Regions from separate parts of the Homo sapiens genome. Here region 1 is linked to region 2. The links are chromatin contacts, found by Hi-C in ENCODE. All regions are on one chromosome and are shown on one strand. The core of a region is the stretch at or near the end of the contact, and the rest is flanking DNA. Distances in the headings are between cores, read along the strand shown.

The links. Hi-C counts contacts between places; a loop is a spot of excess contacts on that map. Pooled maps may share reads with other maps.
Region 1: a loop to region 2 is called in a pooled map, with 2.5 times the contacts of the local background. The contact joins the promoter of COL3A1 here to the promoter of ASNSD1 in region 2. A Hi-C loop is called at or near these places in 1 of 168 maps with a recorded cell type or tissue (heart right ventricle) and 5 of 50 pooled maps.

Annotation. Positions count from the first base shown.
Region 1 is chr2:188,971,538-188,976,068 of GRCh38, reverse strand. COL3A1 (collagen type III alpha 1 chain) reads right to left here and starts at 1,696. Exons shown (of 51, transcript NM_000090.4): 1 at 1,501-1,696. The coding sequence starts at 1,579. All of the region lies in intron 1 of LOC105373791 (a long non-coding RNA gene), which reads left to right.
Region 2 is chr2:189,659,755-189,663,674 of GRCh38, reverse strand. ASNSD1 (asparagine synthetase domain containing 1) reads right to left here and starts at 2,216. Exons shown (of 6, transcript NM_019048.4): 1 at 2,065-2,216. It overlaps ASDURF (ASNSD1 upstream open reading frame), which reads right to left and starts at 2,216. Exons shown (of 4, transcript NM_001353493.2): 1 at 2,065-2,216. The coding sequence starts at 2,154. RefSeq lists an enhancer at 1,969-2,158.

The DNA.
Region 1 (4,531 bases), core at 447-2,946, 690 kb after region 2:
AGAGGAATGAGAAAGGAAGAAGGATTGAGAGTTCAGGGGAAAGAAAGGGTGAGGAGGCAAGGAGAGAGAGAACTAAAAAAAAGAAATGGAGGCATAAGGAGGCCACATGGGGAGTAGGGAGGGAGTAACAGGCAGGGAAGACAGAGGAGGAGAGAGGAGTAGATATGGGCTTGCCTAGGAAGGGGTGGGGTGATGAGTGAAGAGAAGTCTAAAGGAGCCAAAAGGGGTGGAGAGAGATAAGGAGGAGGGCAAAGCGAAGGAGAGGAGGGGTAAGGAGGAGAGGAAATTAAGGGAACAAGGAAAATGGGTGTTTCTTTTCTTTTGTGTCCATGGGCTGAATATAACTGAAGACATTTCATTGTATATCTACCCCTCCCCTCATACACACATTTACATGTATTAGCTATGAGGACAACAAATACATTTGATATTACAAACAAAAACCAAATTTTCATGCAGTGTCCTTTGCAAAATCTATATGTTTAAATGTAACCATGTTTAGTTATGTGCAATAAAAATTGTCTAATAATTTCTCCTAGCTATCTTTACATTTAGCACTTAAATATTTATTTCTATGGAAGTTTGTATTCCAATTTGTTCAGCATTTTCATGACTATGGTAAATAAAAGAATATTTTCACATAAATAATGAGACAAATGTGTTTTTAGGGGAAATTAGAATATGAAAAACATTACATGCAATTATTAGAAAATATAGCAAAACAGCTTTCTGAAGTCAAACAGTACTAGTATCTTTACCTTGTTTGCAGCAAAGTCAAACCTCCTGTTGAAACATTTTAAAAAATATTTTCTTCATTAATGCGAATGTGGTTAAAACGTAGAATATGTGGAAAATATTAGTCCCTTAATATCAAGCTACTAGAAAAGATGAATTAATCAATCATTCTTGAAACAAAATAAAAACAGGAATAATAAAATATTTTAGCAGTTTGATCCCTTTGAAGAATGTTTATAGGTATCTTGTAGCCATTTTACAGAAATATATTCAATGATTCTGATAATGCGTAGAATCTTCCTTTAGACTGTTCTTAATCCATGATATTTGAAAGGCATTCTTATTCAGAAAACAATGCTCAATATTCTAACCTTACAAAGAATCCAGCAGACAAAGAGGAACATAAAATTATTGCAAGAGACCAATAACTTCCAGACTGCCTGGGGAAGTATTCCAAGATGTTAACAATCCAGGAGGGAAAAATTTTAAAGCCATTTTTAAAAGTTTCCAGTGCCTTTAACATGAAAACAAGTTAGTACAAGAACATCTTATCTTAACCACAGAACTCTTAAAAACACACATAACGCGATTATTTTTCAAGTAATGTAAAAAGCACAGCCATGGTCAGTTCAACGTTTCACAATCTGGAGCTTATAGAGGAAATTATCTTGAATCAGGCAACTGATTTTCCCCTTTACACCCCTCTTTGTGAGGAGAAGAAAGACAAAAATCCCATAAAGTTTCTTGAAATCAGTACCTACTCACCTTCCTGTTGTGCCAAAATAATAGTGGGATGAAGCAGAGCGAGAAGTAGCCAGCTCCCCTTTTGCACAAAGCTCATCATGTCTAAATATCAGACATGAGACTCTTTGTGCAAAAAGGAGAAAAGAAAAGCAGTTCAAAGTAGCACCATCAAGTTGTTCCCTGCCCTTCAGCACCGGGCCCGTCATAAAACTCAGCCACTGAGATTCCTTTGCTTTGGCCTTAAATAGGAAAAAGTTTGGCTTCCCTCACTTTCCAGCCCCTTTCTGAAATATGAGAGCCGCACCCATCCCCTCAGCAGTAAAAGAAATGATAAATATTTCTTTTTCCCTTATAGAAGACACAACCCACAGTAAGAAAAAGAGCACATCTGGAGTTTGTATGCATCTGCTTATGTAAAAGTTTTTTTACATATTTCACTCTTACATATATGTTTGTATAACTTAGGAACGTATAGAAATGCTCTGCCTTGTTTTAATACATACAATGTAAATGCATACATTTTTATTTCCCCTTATGAAGTTAACAACTGCATAATTTTGAAAAACTGCTTGATGCCCATTTATCTAGTATGTCTAATTTACAGAACTGATCTTCCTAGAAGATTTTTATGTTGGGATTTTGCCAGAAGTAATCCTAACTCAATTTAAATAGGAGACTGTAAGAGACTCACGGAAAGAAATGCCACCGTATGCCCCTTCGACTCATCCACCCACCCTGGGTCCTAGAAGTTAAGTTTCAGGCAAATATCAAAAGACAAAGTATTTCAGCAATGTTTGAATGGCTTCCTAAAAGTTAGATACTTATCTATAGCTGTTTCCATTTCTCACAAATTTCTTTAGCAAGCCAGAGTGCTTTCTTGTGAGATTTCCAATTTTTATGCTGCCTGGGAAAGACAGAGCAGATTTTTCTAGAGAAAAATTCAGCCTTTTCATGACATAACTTTTTAGGAAACTGGAAGAGAAAGAGTTTATCACATAGAATAGCAAAAGAGTACCAGAGAAAGTGGTCATTTTTTCTGCATTACTCTAAAGATTAGTATAAATATTTCTAATTTAGACTTTTATGTGTATACTTTCCAGATCCTCATCCACAAAACTTTCCAATGTATTTCTGGATCTATCTAAGCAGTAATTTTTGTGTCATATTTGAAAGAGGGGCAAATACCATTTATAGGTCTTTGATAAATCTCTGCAGGAAAAATATGCTTGTCCACAGTATAAGGCTATATCTGGCAATGGAGATATCTCTTTACACCCTAATCATCAGTTCATAGTTAGTTCATCTATCTCTATAATCTACGGTGGACATTTCAATTCTAATCAAGGTCACTTGAACTAATTTTCTTCACCTTCACCTAAACATGTCCGTCTCTATGCCTGTGCACATAAAATTCTCCCCATTTCACACCAATTAATGGAAGTCACTTCCTTATGCCTCAATGCAAAACTTTCCTCCTTAAGTAAATTACCTCCTTTAAACTAATTTTCATCTTTCTCTTTCTTCTAATTTGTGTTACTAAATTTTCACTCAACTCATGTCATATGTATATTCCCAGGTGTACATGAATCCTGTAAGCATGGACAGTGGCAAACTTGCTTTCTTGTTTCTTGCATCTTTTTTTTTTTTTTTTTTGCGACGGGGTCGCCCTCTCTCGCCCAGGCTAGACTGCAGTGGCGCAATCTCGGCTCACGGCAAGCTCCGCCTCCCGGGTTCACGCCATTCTCCTGCCTCAGCCTCCCGAGTAGCTGGGACTACAGGCGCCCGCCACTACGCCTGGTTAATTTTTTGTATTTTTAGTAGAGACGGGGTTTCACCGTGTTAGTCAGGATGGTCTTGATGTCCTGACCTCGTGATCCGCCCGCCTCGGCCTCCCAAGCTTTCTTATATCTTCAGTCACAAGGACACAAACCAAGACATCTCAATGTAGATGACATCATTTGATGACAGGAAAGGAAAACTAGAACGAGACCAACCTCTTGTGTATCTTTATTTTAGATTGGAGAGTCACTGCTTGGGGGCGTGGGAGAAAAGTAACTGTTGAGAATGGTCATGAATATAAGCTTTTCTACTGGATCACAGTAGAGATGCTGGGGAAAGGCTGTTATATGCATCTTTCTGTCTTTCAGACATCTTTGTCCTGTACACAAAAAATATTTCCTGTGTTCAAACCAATTCAGAAACATAGTTTTTCTCATGATGTCTTTGTATCTACGTAGAATTCATATATCTATATTAGATTTCTCTCATTGTTTTAGGTGGTCTATAAAAGCTGAAATTTATTGAATTTCTTCATTAGATTTATTTTCCACTGTGAAAAATTAGAAATGTTATTTTTAAAATAATGCTTGTTATGCTTTATTTTAGGCATTATAAATAAAATTACTATTGTTCTAAAATTCTTAATTTGCTTAGCTATTCAAATAAAAGCCTTATACTCATGAGAAAAATTCATGATTGATGCACTCACTTAAGAAACATTAGCTGATGTTTTGCATATGGAAGGATTGTTGTATTTTAAGGTCTTCAGGAGAGACCTAGAGAATTCATTCTCCAGATATTCTGATTTACGATTCTTCACTACCTCGAATATGGAGGTTTTGCACTAGGATCCTTTGCATTCTGTGTCCCAGATCCTATTTTTCTACCTCCTGTCAAAGCATTTCCTAATACGGGGTCAAAGCATTTCTTAATACAGGGTCTGAACTAGGTGAAATGCATACACTTCTGAATCCTATTATGCCATCCAGGAACTGCTGTCCTCATTGTTATCTAGCCACACATTTCTTCCCATACTTCCCTGACTTCACTGATGTTAACCAGGACACATAAACATGTCATTTTGCTTTTTGGATTGCATTTGGAGCTTTAACACAAATCTAAATACCTGCACCAACTAAAGCACTGATTAATCTGGATCTCCTTTAACAAAGAGAGTGCCTGGAAAGATGAGGCAAAGCAAGGGTGTGGCAGATTATCAACCAAAAATTCAAATCTTTTCCAATTCAGTGGAAAGTGGAGCTTGAGAGAGATG
Region 2 (3,920 bases), core at 967-3,466:
AATGTTAGGTAACCCATTAAGACCAGACAGGGATTTTCGTGTTCATAACCAGCAATCATGCCAAGGACTACAGTTACTAAACAAGGTTTATACCTTTTGTTAAAAATATATGATATACACCAGGCCGGGTGCGGTGGCTCATGCCTGTAATCCCAGCACTTCGGGAGGCCAAGGCGGGCGGATCACCTGAAGTCGGGAGTTCGAGACCAGCCTGACCAACATGCAGACACCCCATCTCTACTAAAAATACAAAATTAGCCAAGCGTAGTGGCACATGCCTGTAATCCCAGCTATTCGGGAGGCTGAGGCAGGAGAACTGCTTGAACCCGGGAGGCGGAGGCTGCAGTGAGCCAAGATTGCACCACTGCACTCTAGCCTGGGCAACAAGAGTGAAACTCCGTCTCAAAAAAATAAATAAATAAATAATTTAAAAAATATATATATATGATATACACCAAAAGGAATTAAGTTGTGATTTAGATTGAAAATTAAGTTGTGATTTAGATTTAAAAAAAAGCAAATTGAATGAGGGGTGGGTTACTTTTTTCAATATTTTCATGATTTTATGTACTAAGTGCTGCAGTCAAACATTCAAATCAAGCAATGCCCTATTTGGGGACAGTAAGACCTATCATGTTCCATCTTGGTATTTTTCCCTCTTTTTATCTCAATGACTAGCATAGAGCTGGCACTGTTGAACTGGGCTTTTTTTTTTTTTTTTTTTTTGAAACAGGGTCTTGCTCTGTTACCCAGGCTGGAGTGCAGTGGTGCGATCACGGCTCACTGCAGCTTTGATCTTCCCGGGCTCAGGCGATTCTCACACCTTAGCCTCCGAGTAGCTGGGACTACAGGCCTGGGCCACCATGCTGGCCTGGGCTTCATTTATTTGTAGGGGAGGGCTCAACTAAGTGAAAACTAAGTTTCTTTTTAACTCTATTTATTTTGTGAACATGACTGATTACATAGTATCACAAGAGCCTCTAAAAGCAGCTTTTATCATATTTGTGCTACCTCACACACACCTCAGGGATCTGTAACCACCAGTATGCGTAAGTGGCTTGCTATGGTGGTAATCAGAATGGGCTGTGTGTCTTTTGAAAATTCACCCCCAATCCCCATGAATGTGCACCTTTCTGTCTCCCCCGTTGGCAGAGCTGTAGTAATGAGGTTGAATTCCAAGGCCAAATTTGTAAACATTCTTTGAGACTTAACATTTATACAGGGCTTTCCCATTTTAGGAATGACAGGTGTACATTTCACTTTACTTCAAAGAAGGTAACTGATACAGAAAGATTAAAGAGACTTGCCCAAGATGTCATTGTAAGTTTGGGACAGAACCAAAGTAGAATCTAGGACATGTAATACCTGAAGGGCTATAACCCTCGCCACCCCCATTTATCTTTAAAGGTTGTTTGTTTATGGCAGTTAAGGCTTATATTATATTGGCTTCCTCTCTCCCCCAGTTTGGTATGAGTGACAACCCAATGCGTGTTTTAGGACCATTGCTCTGGTTAACGGAGAAGCAGCAGCTAACAGGTGGATGAGGAGAGACCGCTTAGGAAGGCCTTGCCGGGGGCAGGGGTCCCGATAGCAGATGACGGTGGCTTATTTGGGGTGGTAAGAGTGTTCACGGTGATAAAGGGACATATTTGAAATGAGCTTCAAAGGTAGAACTGATAGGCTTCCATGATGGGGGTCAAGGATGGACCCCGGGTTGCTGGCATGGTTAACTGGATGGAGAATATCTTTGATGGAACAGATTTGGGGTGGGCGGTATTTCCAAAAGTTTAAAAAGACTAGGGAGGAAAACACCCAACCAAAACTCCGCCCCACTGTCACCTGGGTCCAGTCTCGGGACAAATTTCAAGATCTCCCTTTTCGCAACTGTTTTCAGAAAATAAAAGGACTAACTGTGGCTGTCAAGTGCTATGAATAAAAAGAGCAAAGTAGCAGGGCAAAGCCGAGGCCCAGGCAGGCCCCACGCTGCCCGCTGCGGACCACCTTCAGGGTCCAGTGGCGCCCGGTCCCGAGTCCAGGAGCCTTTTCGTCGCGTCTCACACTCACCTTGCTGCTTAGATCCTCCTTGTGTGGGGTCGAATTGTCGGTGGGGATCAGCACAGAGCTGTCCTCTGGTCGCGTCCCTCGGCTGGGCATTTCCACCGAGCGCAAGACACGCGGGATGGCTCAGCCCTGAAGGAGCCTACGGCATTAGCCACAGCGCATGCGCGCTTCCAGCCGCGCTCACCCTTTCTTTTCCCGCGAGTCTTACCAATAGCGTCTGCGCGCTCACTTGAACGCATGCGCAGGCCGGGTCTGGCCTGGGGAGGAGTTTCGCGCCTGCGCATGGCTGCTTAGGGAGCGAGTAAACAGTCTGGTTGCAAAATCTGAGGTTCCTGTACTGGCCTCTTGTGGTTGAGATGCAGAAACGCTCAGGTGGTTTCTTCATGACCTCTTATCTAGTATACTACGAGTTCTGTGCGCCCTCCAGTGGTAAATATGAAGAATAGTCGTGCAATAGAAACAGCGCTTAATATGATATTTATTATCTAGGGAAAGATGAAGCTAAGGAACAGATTTAAGAGATACCGTGTTGGCAAAAGAACTGTACAGACTTGGTAAAGTTTTGGTTAACTCGTGGTTAGGGTTGCCGGATAAAATACAGTATGAACTTCAGATGAATTAATAGTTTTTTAGTGCATCTATGTCCCGTGCAATATTTGCAATATCTCATTTCTGTGGAAAAAATGACTAAAACTTGGAAATAGGCAAAAGAGATTTATTTACTGGATGCTCTTTCAGTGCTGCTCTGGACTTGACTTTATTATATTGACTGGGCTGTTTTACAATTCTGTAGGGGCAAAGGTTAACTTTGGTAGAGATTTTGGTTTGGTAGAGATGCAAATAATTTTTTGTTGTACCAGATACCAACACAGGTTATGATTTATTGTTCTGCAACACATTAGTCAGTTTTGTATCTAACCCTGCATTCTGTCCTAACATTTCTTTATTAACATATGCCTAGCTTCTCTAATATTCTGTATTGGTTTTAAAGTCATCGGTTCCCTCACTAACCAATGAGTTGAATAAAAGTTTGACATGTATATATTTTATGTTCACATTAGAGACATGATTTTAGGTTTTTGATAATTATACTATATTATTGGAAATCTTAAGTTTCCACAGAGATGCCCAACTGGATTTATGTGATGAATCAAACTATCTGGCGAAAGAAATGTATACATCATGGGTTGTTTAAGGCCAGGCATGTTTTTTATTTGCTCTTACAGAAAACCCAAGTGGTTATATATTTTTCCTTTATAATTGATTTTTAAAGATTGTGTTTTCATTTCTGATTTGTACATTCCTGATAAGTTATTCAGGTATAACTTATACATTACTGATACATTGATAGCAGCAATGATTGGGAGTTTGGTTTTGTGGTCTAACCATTTGGTGGTATCTGTTGGATGATGGACGTCTAGTCTCATTGGTAGAGAGGTAGATAGGTGCAGTGGCTCAAACCTGTAATCGCAACCACTCGGGGCTGAGGTGGGAGGATTACTTGAGGCCAGGGGTTCAAATAAATAAATAAGAGAGGTGACAGAGAAGCGAGTTTGTAAGTCTTTTTGTTTATTGTTTGTGAGCTCAAATTAATTAATTACTTTTGTGTCCACTGAGAGGGAAGGAGGACAGCTATTTGAGATGTGGGCTAGTAAGGTTTTGTTTGTTTGTTTTAACATAAAGGCCGCTCAAGCAGAAGAACTGGTGAATTTTTGTGGTTTTGTGTTTACTTTTGACCTGAGATTGAAGTTGTAAGACAGAAGCAATAACCTCTTTATGTGTCTGTGTGTCTGTAACTTAGAACAGGCTTTATGTCTCCCTTTGTAAATATGAAATATTTCCCTACTTCTGGAGTGTAT